Linked DNA regions of Homo sapiens: region 1 is linked to region 2. A link is a contact called in ENCODE Hi-C data. All regions are on one chromosome and are shown on one strand. The core of a region is the stretch at or near the end of the contact, and the rest is flanking DNA. Distances in the headings are between cores, read along the strand shown. Region 1 has its middle 60 kb from the start of GPATCH2L. Region 2 overlaps TTLL5 (tubulin tyrosine ligase like 5).

Evidence for each region. A loop is a pair of places that touch in the nucleus more often than their neighbours do. Pooled maps may share reads with other maps.
Region 1: a map of psoas muscle shows a loop between it and region 2 (2.7-fold over the local background). The contact joins two enhancer-like sites. A Hi-C loop is called at or near these places in 3 of 168 maps with a recorded cell type or tissue (dorsolateral prefrontal cortex, endothelial cell of umbilical vein and psoas muscle) and 6 of 50 pooled maps.

Annotation. Positions count from the first base shown.
Region 1 is chr14:76,088,718-76,095,084 of GRCh38, reverse strand. No RefSeq gene overlaps it. Among named protein-coding and RNA genes, the nearest start is that of GPATCH2L, 60 kb to the left of the region's middle. Within about 2 kb of position 3,829, at least 6 of the 41 ENCODE cell types and tissues checked have a DNase peak (open chromatin) inside an H3K27ac peak, as active enhancers do; they include psoas muscle, where a contact is called at or near this core.
Region 2 is chr14:75,710,424-75,717,292 of GRCh38, reverse strand. The region is part of intron 9 of TTLL5 (tubulin tyrosine ligase like 5); the gene reads right to left. Among named protein-coding and RNA genes, the nearest start is that of TTLL5, 53 kb to the right of the region's middle. RefSeq lists an enhancer at 5,305-5,414. Within about 2 kb of position 5,217, at least 27 of the 41 ENCODE cell types and tissues checked have a DNase peak (open chromatin) inside an H3K27ac peak, as active enhancers do; they include psoas muscle, where a contact is called at or near this core.

The sequences.
Region 1 (6,367 bases), core at 2,580-5,079, 380 kb before region 2:
CAGAGCCACCCGGCATTGACCATGGATGTGTGTTCCTCACTGAGGGAGACCCCAGAGGAGGGACAGAACTTTGCTGCACCCCAAGTCAGGAAGAGGATCCAGCAGATCACCAACAGAAACACAAAACAGGGACGGACACTACTCACTCATCTGGTGCTTCTTGAGGATGGAATGAGAAAGGCCTGGGCTTAAGCCTCAGTTTCTCTTCTCTCTGAAATGGGCATGATTGCAGTACCCACCTCACAATTGAGAAGACTGAGTGGGATAATGTACAGAAAGCATTTTGCACGTTGCCTGACAACTGGTAAGAGCTTCAGACATGTTCGTTAGTATTATTATTGGAGGTTGGTAACATGCAGGAAGACATAGCTAACAAGGGCACTGCAGGGATGAAGGAAGACACAGCTAACACGGGCCCTGCAGGGACTTTACTCTTAGTCTTAACCACGTGCAAAGCCATCTAGGTGAATAGCACCTAACACGGTGTCTGGCCACAGAGCACTTCCCAATATGCATTAAAAACAAATGCTCAAAGGGCCCTCAGGAGATACCAACCCTGATTTTCCTTCTAAGTCCAAATATGACACCCCACCCCAAATACAGACTGGCTTAGCTCTTCAAGCCAGGCCTCCTTGCTCCGGCATGGGCCACTGTGTCCTCCCCACGTGGTCTAGCCCCTCTGGCTCCCCCTCACCCCCATTGCCTTGGAAAAACCATCCCAGAAGACGAGTGCTCCCTCTGCCACTTTCTTACCCAGCAGGTCATTAGAAAAGAGTCAAACAGACGCCTGTCCTTCCAGCATGCTGAAAGGCTAGCTCTGAGCCTGCACAGCGCCCTGGCCTGGGGTCTTGGCTGAGGGGCACTGCCTGAGGGGGCACTGGAGGCCCCTGTGCCTCCTGATCTAGCTCTCAGGGGCTCAGGGGATGCTGCAGTCTGGCAGAAAGAATTTGGAGGTGAGCCAGTGCTGGGCTGGAACAGGGTCCCTGCCAGGTTGTCATGAGAAGGCGGTGGAAGGAAGCAGGCTCAATCTGAACGGTCATCCCTGGTGGGGGTTAACGAGGAAACCGAATTGTGGATGGGGAATCTATGGCGTAAAGTGCACCACTGAAAAGAATGAGTAGAGAGTCACCGACAGAACAAGGAGAGAGGCACCGACAGAACGAGGAGAGAGGCACCGACAGAACGAGGAGAGAGGCACCGACAGAACGAGAAGAGAGGCACCGACAGAACGAGAAGAGAGGCACCGATGGGAAAGTTCTGCAAGGTGTGCTGGCAAGAGGAAAAAGCAAGTTACAGGCCATACTTGCAGAGTGGCTCCAATTACATAAAGAAAGCCAAGCTCCTGGTCTCTATTTGTCCACCTATGTGTACATCAGTGCCCTGAATTATCTGAAAGGGCACACCCTGCTCACCTCTGGGGAGGGCTGTGGAATGGGTGGGGGCAGAGCAGAGTGAAAAGGGATTTTTAATATATTTAAATATATAGCTTTACATTTAGTGAATATGCATTAATTGTTTAAATAAAGATGATATTTAAAAAATAGGATTGTGTGACCTTTAAAAGGGGTATTATTATTATTATTTTTTTTAAAGATCTGGCATCAAAAGTTCTTATATCCTCCAGGTCAAAAATACGATTGCAATGCAAAAGATGGCACATCCTGCTCTCTCGGGGTGATGGACTTTTTAAACAGCCTGGGGCCCTCAAGTTTCCCTGTGTCCTCCCTAATCTGGGCTCAACAAACCTGCACTTCCACAAGAATGTCAAAAACAGCTCCCAAATGCCTGTGTTTTACTTCAAATTGGACCATCTGCTCTCTCCAATAGTCAAATCTGCTAGATTTTCCTTTCCAAATGTAATCATGGAAAACAAAACTGAAGATGAAATTGAAAGGCTAGCTCTGAGCCTGCACAGTGCCCTGCCCTGGGGTCTTGGCTGAGGGGCACTCCTTGGGGGGCATTGAAGGCCCCTCTGCTTCCTGACCTAGCTCTCAGGGGGTTGGGGAATGCTGCAAAATGCCAGAGACGGTGGGGGACAGACAGGAGCTCCCCAACTCACCCACCTGAGATGGTGAGGGCTGATGGGGGAAAATCTTTATAGTCTGGTTCATTGGGGTATGAATCACATACAATAAAAATCATCCTTTTTTGGCCACGTGCAAAAAAGTAATCCCAGTACTTTGGGAGGCCGAGGTGGACGGGGCAGATCACTTGATGCCAGGAGTTCAAGACCAACCTGGCCAACATGGCAAAACCCCATCTCTATTAAAAATACAAAAATTAGCCAGACGTGGTCACAAACGCCTGTAATCCCAGCTACTTCGGAGGCTGAGGCAGGAGGAACCCAGAAGCTGGAGGTTGCAGTGAGCCAAGATCGTGCCATTGCACTTCAGCCTGGGTAACAGAGCAAAACTCTGTCTCAACAACAACAAAATTCATCTTTTTTTAAAGCGTAAGGTTTCATGAGGTTTTCAAATACAACAAACGGACATATGACTGCCACCACAATCAAGATATGGAACATTTCCACCCCCTAATCCCCACCCCTCAGCAACTTTCTCTCTGGTTCCTTTAAAGTCAATCCTTGCCCTGCCCCACTCCCCTAGGTTGGTTAATTTCTGTTCCCTAAAGAGCTAAATAATTTTTTCCCTCTTTGCTTAGTTCTCCTACTAAGTGCCATCTCCCCCATCTATGTAGCCTCAGTCTCCACCTAGAGAGGCACCTTCCTGTTCAACCTGTGTTCTACTGCCTTTGTCCTTACAACTGCAAGACCACGTTGGAGGGCCTTGTGCCTTAGGGATGGTGGGAAGCGGTCCTTCCTCTCCTGTCAGAACAAGCTGGCCCCTTCACAAAACCCACAGTAGCCTCTGCTCTGCCATCAGAGCATGCCCTGCCCCCTTCTGCCATATCAGAGAGGTGGCTTTACTTCCCGGCACCTGCCCCGGCAAGGTCTGGGGTGCAACTGCTTCTACATCTCTTCTCCCACATCCAGAGATGATCCCCAGATCCTGAGAGGCAACAGGTGTCGCTATAGAGGGCAGGCATCTCCTGTCTCCTGGCAGGCCTAGTATGTCATGATATCCCTTGTTCTCTGCCCATAAAGCCACCAACAGAGGCTATCCGTGCCCTACCTCAGCAAGAAGACACCAAGTTGGCTTCTACTCCTGCTGAGAGGGGACCAAATTCTTGCCGAGTGCCCCCTGAGGGGCTTCCAGCTCCTCCTTTTCAGGCCTTCTCAGTTGGGTTGGATTCCACATTGGTGCTTACCTGAATGAAAGAGGGATCTGCTACTGGCGCCCCACCGGGGATCCCTGACCTGAATCTCACCCACACTAGGGTTCATGAGCCATCTGGCTTTGGAGGTGAGCCTGCTCCCTATCCCTGTAACAGGCTGTGTCTTCTCAGCCCTGGCCAGGAGTTGTTGCCCCCTGAGTCTAGCTGGGCCACCACCAGCTCTCTGTTTGGCTCATCTGGGAAGCAGACACCAACGCGGAGCTGGAAGTGCAGGAGATTTACTGAGGGTAATTCCTGGGAAAGATCAAGGGGGAGGCGAAGGAGCAGGAGCAGGAAAAGCCTTCAGGTGGTGATGAGGGTCTGAGGCCTGAGAAAGGGGAGAGGGCAGGAAGGAGGACTGGAGGGCAAGTGTCTCAGACAGCAGCACAGCTTGGAGAAAGTTCTGGCCTCCCCACGGGGAACGCCGTGCAAAGATTGCAGCAGAAAGTCCTGTGCTGGCCAGAAATGGTGAGCCCTTGTACCACTGCCATGTTCAGTCACAGGCTGGGAAGCACATGGTCTCAGCCTGGACACGGAGTGGCCTGTGTAGAGACGCTGCTGGCTGCTAGGTGGCCCCCGAGGCCTCTTTATAATGCCTACACCGGCGGAGGCCGGAGAAGGAAGAAGGCAAACCTCCCACCTTTTCCTGTGACAGCTGAGCACAGGACAGACACCATCCACGTTGGGCACCTGGCAAAGGGTCCTGTTACTGGTCCTGGAAATAGCCTAGGACTCTGCTTCAACTCTTGTCAGATGTGTGCCAGACACAGAGTTAGACTGATCAGAGGAGGAGAACCCGTGGTAGGGAAACTGGGCCTTCTCCACAGCTTGCATGATGTGAGGTTAGATGGCAGGCAAGGGCCCTGGTTACTGACAAAGGATGCTGGCTTTTGTTAGTAACCAGGGTCCAGGCTCAGGAACATGACCTTGGTTGGATAAGTGTCGTTGGGGGACAGAATCCTCACTGGTAAAATGAGAAGATTGGGCAGGGCTCTTAAAGTGAATGCCTGCGTGGCCAGGCAGGAATGCGTCCGCGGAAGCACGTGGGCTGATCACCTGCTACTCATTAAAAGCTGTTGCTTCTCAGCTCCAGTCAATAGCTGCTCTAAGAACAGCAGCTCCAGAGTAGCCAGATCCTCCCATTTTCTTTCTTTTTCTTTTTCTTTCTTTTTTTATTTTTTATTTTTATTTTTTTGAGACGGAGTCTCACCCTGTTGCCCAGGCTGGAGTGCAGTGGTGCGATCTTAACTCATTGCAACCTCCACCACCCAGGTTCTAGCAATTCTTCTGCCTCAGACTCCCGAGTAGCTGGGACTACAGGCGCGTGCCACCACGCCCAGCTAATTTTTGTATTTTTAGTAGAAATGGGGTTTCACCGTGTTAGCCAGGATGGTCTCGATCTCCTGGCCTCGTGATCTGCCCACCTCACCCTCCCGAAGTGCTGGGATTACAGGCATGAGCCACCATGCACGGCCGATCCTCCCATTTTCTAAGAGAAGCTGGAAGCTGCAATTAATTTTCTGGATAGAAATAAGCAGCTGAACTTTGGGAGCAAGCAGTTATTTTCCAAGAGAAGCTGGAAGTCTAAACCTTTCAGTTTTAAATGTTGATAATTAACAAAACAATTAAAAACAGTGCATGAGCCAAACCCAACATGTCCTGTGAGTCAGCATCAGCCTATGGCCTCCAGTTTGTGACCTTGGGGTAGATGCCCACTCAGGTCCGGTCAGGTCCTAATGCCCTGTGATTTATGATCAGGCACAACAAGTGACCACTGCCTGCCCATTCAATGTGATCAGAACTAATCTTCATTGAGGGCTTACTTTGTGCCAGACACTTAACAAGCATCAGCTCAACAAGCATCAGCTCATTTAATCATCACAATAGCCCTGTGATTCAGGAATGATTTTCAGCGTCACTCCACAGATGAGAAAACTGAGGCTCAAGGAGTTATGAGAACATACCCAAGGTCGTACAGCTGCGACGTGGAAGAGCACAGATGTGAACCTGGCATCATCCCATTCTCAGCCACCACGCCTGCCTGCCTTGCTTCCTCTGGGCTGACCATCAACTCACAAGGGACACTTCAGCACCACGCAGCCCACATAGCATCCAGGGAAATTCTGGGACTGACACTTAAGAGGAAGTCCCCAAATTCTTGTTCATTCTCCATTCAGGGCTGTGGCTCTCTCACCCCTCCTGTGCTGTCCTTTGGGGACACACCTGCAGTCTGCTGGCGGACGTGTGGCTGCTGGGTGGAATCTACCGCCGCTAAAGGTCTGGAAGAGATAGCGTTCTGCAGGATTCTTTCTGGTCTTCTCCCAGCCCCTCCTTGGCCAGGTGTTTTCTTGTGGGGAGCACAGGAAGGGGATGCTCTCCCTCCTCCCCGAGGCAGCGCTGGTGGCTGCAGCTGCAGCAGCTGTTCCTGGGTGGGCTGGCCAGCCAGCGTTCGGTGGGAGCCAAGAGCCCCTGCAGCCTGGGAATTCTGGGCTAATGCTCAGTCCTGGCATGGTCTCCTCTCTCACTGACCCCTCCAGTCCAGGTCACCACGACAGATGCTAGGAACATATGCCGTGAATTAATTCACTCCGGCACAGCCACAGAAGAACGGCTTCTTCCTCGTTCTGCTCCCACCACCCTTGCTTTCTGATTTCTGCCTTGCCAAAAGAAAAATCAACATTTTCCCCTTCCCTTGCTTCTAACACCCACTCCACTGGGCCTTCTCTTCAATATCCTGAGCCCGCTGACAAAGGCATTTGGCTCCTAGAGACTTCCTCACCCCCACATCCCAAGTAGGATCAAAGGGCCAAGAAGGAGCCAGATGTCCCCCTTTCCAGCTTTTTTGTCTCCAGATAGATCATGTCCCTGTTCCTGGAACTGATGAGTGCTCGTTTCCTTTTCTTAAAGAAAGGTTGTCTCTCCTTTAGGGGCCAGAATCTCCCCACCCTTCTAGTCTTTCCTTACATTTAACTCAAATCACTCCTGCTGCAATGAATTTCCTGGATAGAAACAAGCAGCTGAACTTTGAGAGCACGCAGGTTTGTTATTTCTCATCTTCATTCTCTCCTCTAAGGAGGGGTTGGCAACATTTTTC
Region 2 (6,869 bases), core at 3,968-6,467:
AAATTAAAAAATTAAGCAGGCGTGGTAGTGTGCACCTGTAGTCCCAGCTACTTGGGAGGCCAAGGTGAGAAGACTGCTTGAGCCCAGGAGACAGAGGCTGCAGTGAGCTGTGATCGCACCACTACACTCCAGCCTAGGCAACAGAAACACCGACTGAGTGCCCACACAGTGCCTGGTACTATAGCATTCAATGAAAAAAAAAATAAGCAAAAAGAAAAAATGACAGCACAGCTATATGTAGGCTTAGAGCTGACATCCATAGAAAGAATAGAACTGATCCATAATACTCATTTAAAAAGAATGATAATGACAGCATTAACAGCAGACAAAGCAAAACGGCATAAATATGGGCACAGTGCAAGAGACTTAGTCCTGAATTTGAAATGAAGGCAAAAGAGGAATTAAACATGGAGCCCACTGAAAACAGGGTAGCAATTTGATATCCCGGACTGTTGTCAAAAGAAGACCAAAGTATAAAATACATGTGCCTCTGAAGGAAGTAACCAGGGAAAGAGAGAACTTTCCAGTGATGCTCAATATCAACAAAAGGATGCTCAGTATCAACAAAAGGACACTCAAGGCGAATGGTTATGGTAGATATCAACCCCTGTTTACATACCACTGTAACCATATCACCCTTCACTAGAGTGGTTTTCCCAAGAGGCATATCCAAGTGTGTGAAAAAAAAAAGAAGGCCACAAGTTTATTTTCATATGACTTACAAATTATTTACATATGCTTACTCAGACTATGAAGTCAACATGAATTTTCACCACATTAAAGGTCAGCATTAAAAAACTTTCCTCTTCTCTGTTTCTTCTCATCCACCCACTATCTCCACTCCCTAATTCCCTGTACCAGAAATATACAAGAGCCAAAGAAAGAATAGTGAAAAGAAAAAAAACCCCAAACCCAAAAAACTAAAATAAACAAACATGAGGCTAGGAAAAAGGATGTGGACAAAGAGAAAATGATGACTAGGCTAAAAGACAAGAGTTTGATGAGCATTATTATGTCTGTGCTTGAGAAGGACCCCAGATTTTCTAGAAACTTCCAACTTCCAGTAGTTATCACTTAACTTCTAGCCATGTCACACCCCAGTGCCCTGGTGAGTAACCCTTGCCTATGCATCCCAATCTTCCTCTAATAGATTGTCCAAGCAAGTTGCAGACTGTCATTCTCTGAATTCTTGTGAGATGCAAAGGGGCCCCGTGCTGGCTGCCTGCCTCAGCCAGACATTACCTCAAGGTGACATCCCTCCTGTCATCCTCTCCCCTCAAAGAACAATGAATTAGAAGGAGGGGAAAGCTTCTGCTTCAGAAAAAGAGGCTTTTCATCTCTTGTAGTTACTACAAGTACTTGATCTAACTTGGTCAACATGAAAAGCCTGACAAAAGTCTGTGGTGAGCTGGAATCGGGTACCAACACATTTGTCATTCCTATATTCTTTTTTTCAAGAGGGCTGCACATCTAAAAAAAAAAAAAATCATGTTTCTTCTTCCTAATCTTCCTTTTCACTGGAGCATTTTATTCTGAACCCCAGCAAGGATAAGATTTCTAATATCAAAGCGTGGAATTCTAAACTGAGTGTATGAAGCAGAAGCAGCAAAAATTAAAGTGAAACAAAAAAGCTTAAAGGAAAAGTTCCCCTGAAGGGTGAAAGTGCTCCACTCCATATCTCCCTCAGTCTAGTGGGGAACATACACTATGGAGAGAAAAGGTGTGCATGTTCATCTTTCCTCCTACCCCAGTAAGAGCTTATAGCTCTCACTAAAATCCATAGTAAATAAGCCATCATCATCATCTGACCACTATTTTCTTTTTTATTGTCTAGACCACAGGTCACATTAGTCTTGAATGTGACCTACTGGTCAAGTTCTGATTAACCTACAAAAGCTTTGTTTTTTCTTTTAAACTTTAATTACCTGAACAACATATAAAAATCAGACCTTCCTTCTTGCAGCCCAGGGGTAGCCAGGGCCCACATGAGGAAGATGGTGAGTTACAAAAAAAAAAAAAAAAAAAAAAGGAAGATGGTGAGTAGGGTGGGAAGTCAGCCAGAAGCACAAGGAGGTTTTCTAAGCAGGGAGGCCACCAAATAAGGGTATAAATCCATATAAAAACGGCATCTGAATGGGACAGTGGCCCAGTGGGGTCAGGAAACTGGCCACATACAAAGGAATTGAGCAAATAAATAAATATGTTAAAGATACTGCGAGCCAGATTTCCTGCTGTTGGAAAAGAGATTTTAAAATATGAAAAGCAAAAAACAAGAAGGAACTCTGTAGTTTTGAACTAGAATTGTGCGTACTAGTATAAACTTCTATTTTTCAACAATACATTAGAGACAGATATAGAAATACAGATGTACAAGTGTATATGTACATAAATACATAATTTCCTAACTCTGCTCATGGCCAGGGTCTGAAAGCAGAAATGCCCCAAAACAATGAGCGTATCTAGCACCCAGATATTGATTTCTAAATATTATACTCCAAGAAAAAGCAACCAGTGCTCCTTGGAGAAATGGTTGATTCCAGGGATAGAATAGAGAAAGAACAAGATGAGCCTGAAACATCTTGTGCTCAAAGAATGATAAAGACATGTCAAAAGGACACAAAGCCAGCTTGAGAGGTCTCCCACTGGCCAAATCTGGGACAATTTGAGCATCAAAATAAATCATGATAGTAAAGAATTATAACCCATTAAATAAAACAGGAACGCTTGAGTCTGCATTGGTATAAATAAATAGATGAATAAATAAACGAGAAGATAAAGCTCTTCCTCACAGAAAAATGCCAAGAAATAAAAGTTATGATGGAATTAAAAAATCATCATTTGGCAACTATTACAGCAATAATTCATTAAGGCAAGAAAAATCAATAGATTTTTCTTAAAAATGAGAAATGAGATGAAGAATGAAATTTTACATGATTTAAAGTATCTCCTTATAAAATACTTACTAATTACAAAGGGTAAGACCAAATAATTTTACAGTGGAGGAATCTAGCAGATGACCTAAAGCAAATGGTCAAACACCACTAAATGACTAGCATGTGCCATCACATATAATGCAATGACAAGAATTAGTATCACTTTTGTGGTATTCTGGCCCCAAATGCATTACCTAGGTCTCTTCATGAGAAAATATCAGACAAGCCCAAACTGAGGGACAATCCACAAAATGACTGGCCTGTAATCTTCAAAAATGCTGAGATCATGAAAGTCAAAGAAAGACTAAGGAACTGTTTCAGACTGAAGGAGACTACGGAGACCCGACGGCTAAATACAACATGTGATCCTTGATTGGATCCTTTTGTAATTAAAAAAAAAAAAAATCTTAGGACAATTGGCAGAATTGGAATGAGATCTCTAGACATAGGGTAAAAGGTAATTTTTCATATAATTCTTACAGCTCTGACAACTCTATAAGTTCAAAACGGTTTCAAAATTAAAAGTGTAAAAAAGTGCTTTGTTTCACAGTAAAAATCTACATGTTCAAGCCTCACTTAACAAACCAGATCTGGCAATACCAGTATCAGCTGCTGGCACTAAATAGTAAATGCCTTTAGATGAGACATGTACTCTCCATTCTCCAGTCTCCACTCTTCCTTCAGTGAATGTACTTGTGAGCATTTATGTTAGTGACCTTTGATTTAGACCATCACATATTATCAAATTTCATCTTCTCTAGGTCTGAAGTTTCAACACCATTTCTCTATTAACAATAACCTAAAAGAGCACTATTTACTAGGTACCCCAGGACCAAGTTTGCACATACAACCATTCGTCACTTAACAATGGGGATATGCTCTGAGAAATGCATTGATAGGCCAATTTCATCGTTGTGTGAACATCATAGAGCGTATTTACACAAACCTGGATGGTATAGCCTACTACACACCTAGGATAGATAATACAGCTTCTTGCTTGTAGGCTACAAACCTGTACAGCATTGTACTATACTGAATACTGTAGGCAACTGGAACACAATGGTAAGTATTTGTGTATCTAAACATAGAAAAAGTAATACATTGTGTTATGATGTTACAATGTCACTAGGCGACAGAAATTTTTCAGCTCCATTACAATCTTATGGGATACCATAGTATATGTGGTCCTTCCTTGCCCATTGTTATAAAGCACATGACTACATGACCACACTTATCCTAATGTAGACCAAAATTTACACGATGGAGTCAGTCTTGTATCTCCCTCTTAATGAGATCAAGATTTAGGAAAGTTCTCACGACAGACCTTTAAGGCTTTGACCTTTAAGCTAACAAAAGGTGGGAGAGTTCCTACTTTCTTTGTTAAATTTGAAACCCTAGGTACTATTTTGCAGCCTATTGATGAATATAGAACTATTTGCCGCCCCCTCCCCCCTTTTTAACCACAATGAAAACAAATATGAATTGTTTTGGACAATATCTTTATTTTGACAATAAATTTTTAAATCACAAGTTACATTTCCTTTTCGCTTTCTAATGTTTCTCACTGAGAATCAAGATAGTGATCAAGATAATTTGATCAAGAGAATCAAGATAATTTGTCTAAAAGTCTGAATGTCTGTGTGGAGAAAAGATTTCAATGTTTGGCATATGGTAGGGACTTGGCAAACATTAACTGAAACTGCACTGGAGTTGCTTGCTCCAAGATCTTTACCAATATGGAACCAAAACAAGAAGGAAAGCAGAGAGTTAGTGGGATCTTTTAAACTCTCTTCCCCTATTCAAAAACCAGTTTGTTCTTCTAAGAATATGACCCCACATGTTCTTTTTTTTTTTTTTTGTCCTGCTGTTTTCTTAAAAACTTTTTTTTGATACCAATATCTTCTTATGGTCAGAGTCACAGGCATTCTAGATGTAGAAGCTTAACATCCTCTTTGGTAGTTATATTTTCTGACAAACATTCACTACAAATGTACCAAGAAAAGAGAAGGCCAGCCTCGACCTCGCTGTGGCACATGAGTTATCCTTCAACAGGTGTAGGCATTTTGAGTCAGAGAGGCCTGGACAATGAAGAGACAGCACCTCAGGCAGCCTTGCCAGGAGCCACTGGGTTTCATCCTGGCCTGACCCAGAAAAATCTTATGGAAGAGAACAAGAGGCCCAAGAGCTCTCTGATCTGCTGTCAACCAGCTGCAGCCGGGAGACTGCCAAAGCGCTGCAGTGACTAGGCAGCGCCCTACAGAGCCGTCTGGGAGGGGATTACCAGCCTGATCCCTTGTCTTTAGAGCCAGAAATGACTCAAACTTCACAAACAGCAAGGGCCTGCCAGGGAGGGTGACAATGAGCACTGGAAAGGGTTTTCTCCCCCTTGTTGGTGTCTCTTCCCCCCTACTTGCTGCTGTGGCAGATTCTGGACAGTGTGCAGCCTGTGAGGTAATCTGAATTCCTTGGCAACCAGCAAGTACCTGAATTCTTTCAAAACCACAGGAATCCAGCAGAGAAAAGGTAAATATCCCTGCAGAGCCAGTGTTAATTAGCAAGGAAGGCTACTGAAGAAGGAACTGGGGGTGGGGAGAAAGGGAAAGGCACTACAAATGTTTTGGGGTCTTTTCTGAATTTCCACTGAATAATATGGCTGAGGCAGAAAAAAGGCCATTCCAACCGGGACCTTCCCAGAATCCTCTCTTCCCACCTCCGCCGCATGGGTGGAACTCAGCTCCCTGGATGGATACTTGCATGCCCCCCAAGTTGCTAGAGCTGCCTATCTTTGGGTCTCTGGCAACATATTTAGTTTTTAACTCCATTTTGTTTTAATTTTTTTGAAATTTTTATTTTTCCTGTTTCAGTGAAAATCTGGCTATTAGCTTCATCTCAGAAAGGGCTCTGTCAACTCATCTAAACCCAATACTGGATCCACCTAAAGCTGTAAAATCCAGGACAAAATCTTTTTGGAGTCCACCCCTGACAGGAAAAAGAATCTGCACCATTTTGGTAGAGCATAGCACCCCTCTGTGGAAACTGAGTGTCCCCTGGTGGTGCAAAACAGCAACACGCAAGTAAAATTCAAAAGCACAGGGGACCTCTGAGGGCTACTGTGGGAATCACAAAAAGCTGCACCCAAATACCAGGGGGACAATTGCAACACTTCTTCAATACTATACCCACACATGAGAAAACAGTGAGAGCTCTCCCACTTCTTATGTTAATAAAACAATAAGGACAACTGAAAACACTCATCTATACAGAAACTAGGGTTTTCACGAATTTAATTTTGTGTTAAAAAATTTTACACAAAATAACTTATATCACAAAACTGTCTTGTGAAATGAATTTAATCTTTCTGTCGCCTAGTATTAATTTGAGGTCCAAAACAGAAGTGATAGGGTGTAAGGGAATTCATTTCTAAAGAAGGAAATGAATTGTATTTGCCTCCTGTTCCGTCTCTTTAGGAAAGATTATGGTTTTTCTTGTTGAGCCTCAACGTAACCCAATAATCTCATCCCAAACTGATGATCTTCAGTTATGTCTACATAAATTACATGTGGCCCAAGATAACTAAAAGCTGCAGATCTGGAGATGCTACAGACTATCGACATAGTTGAACAGACTCTGAGGGTTACAACAAAGCAAGTGAATGTCAAGATACATAATTAGTGAAGACACAAGAACTTAGGCACATTGAAATTACTGCACGGAACAATGTGCCCTCGCAGGACTCCCGCAAACAGTGCATCATATTGCCATGCGTTATGCTTTTGTAAAGCTTTGATAAAGCTTTTATATTCACCTACACTTTCAGGTAAACCTAACCAAAGCCCTGAAAATTCATGTGGCTTTCTGGTTCTACTTGGTCTGAGTTTTTTAAAAGCTGTTTTTCTAATTATTCTGTGAAAAAACATCCATTGTGTGTGTGTGTGT